Regions from separate parts of the Homo sapiens genome. Here region 1 is linked to region 2. A link is a contact called in ENCODE Hi-C or POLR2A ChIA-PET data. All regions are on one chromosome and are shown on one strand. The core of a region is the stretch at or near the end of the contact, and the rest is flanking DNA. Distances in the headings are between cores, read along the strand shown.

Region 1 (3,843 bases), core at 684-3,183, 390 kb after region 2:
CAGCTACACCTTGTTCATTTTTCTGCTGTTGTTGCATCACAGTCCACGGTGAATATTTGTATGTCTTAGACTGGGAGCTCTTTGCTGGAGAGACCTTGTCCTGATCATCTTTACAGTACTGTCTCCTAGCACAGTGCTGGGTACATGAGAGTGGTAAACGGAATTGAACTAGAATGCCTTTTCTTCTCATTTCTGCATGTCTTGAGTCTATCCAGTTTTAAGTGGCAGCACAAAAATCTTGTTGTTAAGACAGAATTGTCTTACTGGTCCCAGAAGGACATGACATTTCTGCATTCTGTGTTCCCATAGCACTTAATACATAGTATTGAGAGTTATCATTTTTCTGCTTTTAAATATAGTTATTTATATTGAATCTTACTTTCCTGATTCTAAGCACTTTGAGAGCAGGATCCTTGTTTGATTCACGTCTTTCTTTTCCTATAACCCATAAAATGATGCCTTGCATATAGGATAATGGCACCTGGCATTTACATAGCAGTTAAAATGTGGCAGATGCTCTTTTTCATACTTCACATTTCTTTCTCTTTCTTTCTTTCCTCCTTCTTTCTTTCTTTTTCTCTTTCTTTCCCTCTCCCTTGCCTCCCCTCCCCCCTCCCCCTCCTCTCCCCCTCCCATCCTCTCCCCTTCTCCCCCTTCCTTCCCTTCCCCCTCCCCTCTCCCTCCCCTCCCTTTCATTCTCCCTTCCCTCCCCTCTCCTCCCCTCCCCTCCCCTAGCACAGTGCTGGGTACTTGAGAGTGGTAAATGGAAAATGGAAATGAAAATGGAAACGGTAAGTGGTAAATGGAATTGTCACTGGACTAGCTGTCTTGAGCGAATGGCAAACAGTTGCTTATACAATTCCCTTCTTTGCAGTGTTAAGGCATCTTTCAGTCATCGGTGCCAAGGCAAAGTCATTCCAAATCCTAGTTTAGAGTTTCTTTTTCAGGGTTTCCAAAAGACAGTTTTATCTGTTAGTGGCCTCCCTTTCCCCTCCCTCCCGTCTCCCTTCCTTTCCCTCTCTCTCCCCTCCCCTCCCTTCCCTCCCTTCCCCTTTCCCTTCTCTCTCCCTTCCTTCTCCTTCTCCCTTCCTTTCCCTTCCTTCTCCCTTCCTTTCCTTTCCCTTTCTCTTCCCTTCCCTTTCCTTTTCCCTTTCCCTTTTCCTTCCCTTTTCTTCTCTTTTTTTGTTTTTCAGATGGAGTCTCACTCTGTCGCCCAGGCTGGAGTGTAGTGGCGCGATCTCGCTCACTGCAACCTCCGCCTCCCTGGTTCAAGTGATTCTCCTGACCTCAGTCTCCCAAGTAGCTGGGATTACAGGCGCTTGCCACCAAGACTGGCTAATTTTTTTTATTTGTTATTTTTTATTTTTTTTAGTAGAGATGAGGTTTCACCATGTTGGCCAGTCTCATCTCAAACTCCTGATCTCAGGTGATCCACCCGCCTCGCCTCCCAAAGTTCTGGGATTACAGGCGTGAACCACCACACCCAGCCTCTTCTCTTTTTCTTTCTTTGTCCTTCCTTCCTCCCACCACAGTCTTCCGAGTAGCTGGGACTCCAGGTGTACACCATCATGCCTGGCTAATTTTTTTTTTATAGAGATGGGGTCTCACCAGGTTGCCCAGGCTGATCAGGAACTCCTGGGTTTGAGCGATCCTCCGGTCTCAGCCTCCCAAAGTGCTGGGATTACAGGCATGAGCCAACCCGCCTGGTTCCATACTGTAGACTCTTAACCATTGTCTTGATGATGCTTCGTGTACACATAGCGTGATGTGAATACTTGTTGGATGCATGTAGTTTGATATTTATTTGAAACCAATACACAGTTTGAACATGACCCATTGCTGCCTTCTCTGCCATCTGAACTGTTTTCTAAGCCATGGGAAGGCAGGCCAGAGAGGGGCGCCAGAAAGGAGGCAGTTCCTGGTTCCGGTTCCTGAGGCTCCTTATTGGTTTTCCTTGTAGTTCTGGTTTGGAAGTCTACAGTGCCATCTAGTGGGTAAACTTGCAAATATCAGCTTAGAATTATTTTTCTGAAATCCTGGTAGATGGCCTTGAGTTCTGGGAGCCCCCTTTATTAGTTTAAAATTTTGATTGCCGGGGGAGGATAGGGGGACTAGGAAGAACCAGCCCATCCTGGCTCAGCGGGGTCAAGTTTGACCCCTGCTTTGAAGAGGCTGCAATGCTGATTGTGGTTGGCTTGGTTGAGCCCTGTTGACTGTTGTAAATGGTGTGTTCTCCCACAGTGTAGACCCTGCTTCTGGAGCTGTGTGGGCTTTGGAATTTGAGTTACAGTCATCTGTGTGCTGCCTACTGTGGAGTAACACTTGTCCCAGGTTGTATATAAGGGGATGCTTGATTCATATAACAGGCCAGTTCCAAGTAAGACATCTCATGAGTTAACGACATTATAGTGAAATTTGGTTATGTGGAGTTGGTAATAGGCAAATCCATCCGAGCTGGCAAAGTGAAAATGATGAGCAGCCACTGCATAGTGAACGAGCTGTAAAAACGTGCTGCATGGAAGGGAAGGAGAAAGGGATTCCGTACACAGTGAGTTCTGCCGAGCAGCCGGAGGCTTTGTGTATGGCGCTGTTCCGGTTTCTGGTGTGTGTGGTAACGTGTATGGTTTCTTGTGTCTGTGTTTGAAAATTGGATGTTAATTGCCTTTCAGGTCATTTACTTCTTGCTGGAAGAACGGAACATAAGAGCATGTGGTAACTGTGACCACAGAACTCATGTGCTTTGGCTGAGAGTGTACAGACACTGGAGCAAGCACTTGCTCGGCAAGATTGTCCAGTGTGCATTCTACTGGGCATCTAGGCTAAGGAATATACTCTATAGAGACCAATGCATCTTAGTGCAGCAGGCGATCCACCAGAACAAGGAGAAAATGTTGGTTATGTGGTAGCCTTGGTTATAGTGACATTTATGGTAATAGGGATTTATTATTAATAGAACCTATGTGAAGCAGGGGTTGGCCAACTTCCTGGTAATAAGGATTTATTATTAATAGAACCTATGTAAAACAGGGGTTGGCCAACTTTCTCTGTAAAGGGCCAGATGGTGAGCATTGTGGGCTTTGTGGGCCTATGGTGCCCACAACTCTGTCTTAGTTACTCAACTCTGCCTTAACCACTCAGCTCTGACATGGTAGCAGGAAAATAGCCAAAGATAATATGTAAATGTAGGCTTAGCTGTGTTCCAGTAAAACTTCATTTGTGGACACTAAATTTAAATTTCACATCATTTTCACCTGTCATGAAATATTCTTTTTTGGATTTTTTTTCTTCCAACCACTAAAAAGTACAAAAACCACCCTTAGCTCACGGGGCTGAGCAAAAACACGTGGCTCTAGATTGAGCCTAGAGTTTCTAGTTTGTGGACTCCTGATCAGATGGCTGGAGTATTTAATAATAATTAATAAAAATGATTTGTTCATCAGCTATGCCAGCAGTTAGTGTCATGAAGTGTCTGATAAGCTTTTCTTTCTCTGGAGTAAGAGGAAAGGCCATTCTTTCCCGTATTATTATAAGATATGACCTCCCAAAAGAACTCTGCCTGAACTAAAGCTGTGTAATTATCTCACTTACAGTGCCTTAAGGTGTGGAGAGTCCACCCTTTATTCCTTCTTCTATTTCTCATCCGCCTCAGCCTCCCCTGGAGGCAGAGTAGCAGACTAAGTGACCCCAGACCCCATCCAGCCTTTTGCCTTACTGGAGAAGCAGACTAGGTGACCCCTGGCCCCATCTAGTCTTCTGTCTTACCGGAATCTCCCTCCTCCCACACATCTCACACCCTCCCCACAACACCCCACCCAGTCCATGTCAGTGGCTTGAGAGTCTCCG
Region 2 (3,895 bases), core at 1,108-3,607:
TTGGCCTCCCAAAGTGCTGGGATTACAGACATGAGCCACCACGCCTGGCCTGCCTTCCATTCTATTCCTGAATAAGAAATAAGATAGCTACAAAGATAAAAAAAAAAAAAAAAAAAAAGCTTACAGTACTCCTGCACAATTTGCCCACAAGGTGACTGCTTGTGGACAAAGGACAGACAGAACTCACAGTTACCCCTCTGCACACATGAGATAAATGCATATCTGATTGCTTCCTTTGCCCTATTTCACTAAGCCGAACTAATTTTTTATGTTTTTTTTTTTTTGTTTTTTTTTTGAGATAGAGTCTCACTCTTGTCGCCCGGTCTGGAGTACAATGGTGCGATCCTGGCTCACTGCAACCTCTGTCTCCTGGGTTCAAGCAATTCTTCTGCCTCAGTCTCCTGAGTAGCTGGGATTACAGATGCATGCCACCATGACTCGCTCATTTTTGTATTTTTAGTAGAGCTGGGGTTTCTCCATGTTGGCCAGGCTGGTCTTGAACTCCTGACCTCAGATGATCTGCCTGCCTCAGCCTCCCAAAGTGCTGGGATTACAGGTGTGAGCCACTGCGCCTGGCCCTAATTTTTTATTTTAGTAGAGATGGGGTTTCACCATTCTGGCCAGGCTGGTCTCAAAGTCCTGACCTCAGGTGATCCACCCTCCTCGGCTTCCCAAAGTGCTGGGATTACAGGTGTGAGCCACTGCGCCTGGCAAATCTCTTCTTTGGTTCAAGTGATTTATAATCAAGTGAGATTAACAAGGAAAGACTATTAAACAGAGAAAAAGAAATGATTTATTTGAAATAGTATCAAGGAGAGTGTCCCAGACAAGTTGGTGGCATTTGAGCTAGGCTTTGAGAGGCAAGGAGAAAAGGCCTGGAGGGAGCATTCCAGCTACACAGAAGGGCACTAAAAAAGGCATGCAAGCATATGGGCATCTCCCAGGCACATTTCAGCTGCAGCTGTTCCAAATTGTTTCACTCAAGCCCTCAACCCTGCCTTTGATCACGTGTTGCTCCACAGCTCTTCAGAGCCTTTCCTGAGAAGGTTCTCTCAATCAGATAAAACCTATGAACTCTGACCCAGAAAAAACTCACATATTATTTTGCAGATAATTCCATGGGGTTCCTAGCACTCAAGGGAAAGCCCTCTGCTTTAGGCACAGATGGGGAAGAGCTAGGATCACAGCCCTTCTCCTGGATGTGGTACTTGTTTGTTCTAAATATTTGTGGGGGCCAGATGCGTGGTGGTTCACGCCTGTAATCCAAGCACTTTGGGAGACCAAGGCTGGTGGTTTGCTTGAGCCCAGGAGGTTGAGGCTATAGTGAGCCAAGACTGCGCCACTGTACTCCAGCCTGGGTGACAGAGTGAGACCCTGTCTCAACAAATAAAATTTAAAAAAAGAAAAAAATGTAACTGGGTGCGGTGGCTCACAACTGTAATCCCAGCATTTTGGGACGCCAAGGCAAGCAGATCACTTGAAGTCAGGAGTTTGAGACCAGCCTGGCCAACATGGTGAAACCCTGTCTCTACTAAAAAATACAAAAATTAGACAGGTGGCCTGACGTGGTGGCTCACGCCTATAATCCCAGTCCTTTGGGAGGCCGAGGTGGGCAGATCACCTGAGGTTGGGAGTTCAAGACCAGCCTGACCAACATGGTGAAACCCCGTCTCTACTAAAAATACAAAATTAGCCGGGCGTGATGGCGCATGCCTATAATCCCAGCTACTCGGGAGGCTGAGGCAGGAGAATTGCTTGAACCCGGGAGGCGGAGGTTGCAATGAGCCAAGATCACGGCATTGCACTGCAGTCTGAGCAACAAGAGCGAAACTCCGTCTCAAAAAAAAAAAGAAAGAAAGAAAAAACTAGGTGTGGTGGTGTGCGCCTGTAAACCCAGCTACTCAGGAGGCTGAGGCAGCAGAATCACTTGAACCTGGGAGGCAGAGATTGCAGTGAGTGGAGATTATGCCACTGCACTCCAGCCTGGGCAACATAACAAGATTCTGTCTCAAAAAAATAAAATGAAATAAATAAATATTTGCGGCTCGGTGCAGTGGCTCATGCCTGTAATCCCAGTACTTTGGGATGCCGAGGCGGGTGGATCACGAGGTCAAGAGATCGAGACCATCCTGGCCAATATGGTGAAACCCTGTCTCTACTAAAAATACAAAAATTAGCTGGGTGTGGTGGCATATGCCTGTAGTCCCAGCTACTAAAGAGGCTGAGGCAGAAGAATCGCTGGAACCCAGGAGGCAGAGGTTCCAGTGAGCCAAGATCATGCCACTGCACTCCAGCCTAGGGACAGAGTGAGACTCTGCCTCAAAACAAGACAAAACAAAACAGAAAAATGTTTGTAGGGTGTTGTTGGCCCCACATCCTGTTGTACTCTGTAGGGTAGGTTTCGTTTTGTTTCTTTTTTTTTTTTCTTTGAGACGGAGTTTCACTCTTTTTGCCCAGGCTGGGGTGCAATGGCATGATCTTGGCTCACCACAACCTCCGCCTCCCGGGTTCAAGTGATTCTCCTGCCTCAGCCTCCTGAGTAGCTGGGATTACAGGCATGTGCCACCAGGCCCAGCTAATTTTGTATTTTTAGAAGAGATGGGGTTTCTCCACGTTGGTCAGGCTGGTCTCGAACTCCTGACTTCAGGTGATCTGCCCGCCTCGGCCTCCCAAAGTGCTGGGATTACAGGTGTGAGCCACCATGCCCAGCTGGAAGGGTAGGTTTCTTGGCAGGTGATAGAGCTGACTTAGTAATGCAAAATTGCTGGGATAGTTGGAAAAGAAGGAAATGCGTTCACAACAGGAAAAAACTGGAAGCTGTAGAGTTTGTCTCCATTCAAAGACTGAAAGTAAGGGGGCCTTACACCTGGAGATAAGGCAGGTAAGCTTGGAACACTTACTAGGTGCTCTGTTAATGTTTCTCTTTCTTTCTGATTTGTCCATATTTCCCCCAGATGCATAATCACCTACAATGAAGTCAGTTTGTACTTTCTAGGAGAATGAAGAGAGGCAAAACCTACAAGACAGTGAAGCACTGGGTAATTTTTAGGAACTTTGGGGTTTTGTGGGCTTTGACAGGTGGGTGACCTTTTTGGCCTGAGAGCTTTGGAATTTCTTTCTTGTTTATTTTATTTATTTATTTTTGAGATGGAGTTTCACTCTTGTTGCCCAGGCTGGAGTGCAGTGGCGTAATCTCCACTCATTGCAACCTCCGCCTCCTGGGTTCAAGCGATTCTCCTGTCTCAGCCTCTCAAGTAGCCGGGATTACAGGCATTCACCACCACACCAGCTAATTTTGTATTTTTAGTAGAGACGGGGTTTTACCATGTTGGTCAGGCTGGTCTCGAACTCCTGACCTCAGGTGATCCACCCGCCTTAGCTTCCCAAAGTGCTGGGATTCCAGGCGTGAGCCATGGCGCCCAGCTGCTTGTTTATTTTAGTATTTGGGTTAGCATCCAGAGATGCCTTCGTCTTGAAATATATATTTGAATTTGAAGAATCTTAGTAGCTGTGGTCCAAAGTAGAGTCAGGCTGCTTTGGACGCTAGAACAGTACAGCAAGCACTTTCAAACTGTTTTCAACAGACTCACATTAAGAAATACATTTTTCTCGCCCGGGGCTCATGCCTGTAATCCCAGCACTTTGGGAGGCCAAGGCAGGCAGATCACTTGAAGCCAGGAGTTCCAGACGAGCTTGGCCAACGTGGTGAAACCCCATCTCTACTAAAATTACAAAAATTAGCCGGGCATGGTGGCGCATGCCTGTAGTCCCAGCTACTCAGGTGGCTGAGGCAGGAGAATTGCTTGAGCCCAGGAGACGAAGTTTGCAGTGAGCCGAGATCATGCCACTGCACTTCAGTCAAAAAAAAAAGAAACACATTTTTCTTCATGACACA

What was found. Hi-C counts contacts between places; a loop is a spot of excess contacts on that map. ChIA-PET counts read pairs that join two places held with the same protein, here RNA polymerase II (POLR2A). Pooled maps may share reads with other maps.
Region 1: a loop to region 2 is called in a pooled map, with 3 times the contacts of the local background. The contact joins two enhancer-like sites. A Hi-C loop is called at or near these places in 3 of 37 single-sample maps with no recorded cell type and 3 of 50 pooled maps. POLR2A ChIA-PET finds 5 or more read pairs at or near these places in 1 of 52 experiments (H1).

What each region holds. Positions count from the first base shown.
Region 1 is chr11:123,476,603-123,480,445 of GRCh38, forward strand. All of the region lies in intron 1 of GRAMD1B (GRAM domain containing 1B), which reads left to right. Among named protein-coding and RNA genes, the nearest start is that of GRAMD1B, 48 kb to the left of the region's middle. RefSeq lists enhancers at 1,819-2,113, 3,769-3,818. Within about 2 kb of position 1,934, at least 5 of the 41 ENCODE cell types and tissues checked have a DNase peak (open chromatin) inside an H3K27ac peak, as active enhancers do.
Region 2 is chr11:123,085,499-123,089,393 of GRCh38, forward strand. The region is part of intron 2 of CLMP (CXADR like cell adhesion molecule); the gene reads right to left. Among named protein-coding and RNA genes, the nearest start is that of HSPA8, 25 kb to the left of the region's middle. Within about 2 kb of position 2,358, at least 3 of the 41 ENCODE cell types and tissues checked have a DNase peak (open chromatin) inside an H3K27ac peak, as active enhancers do.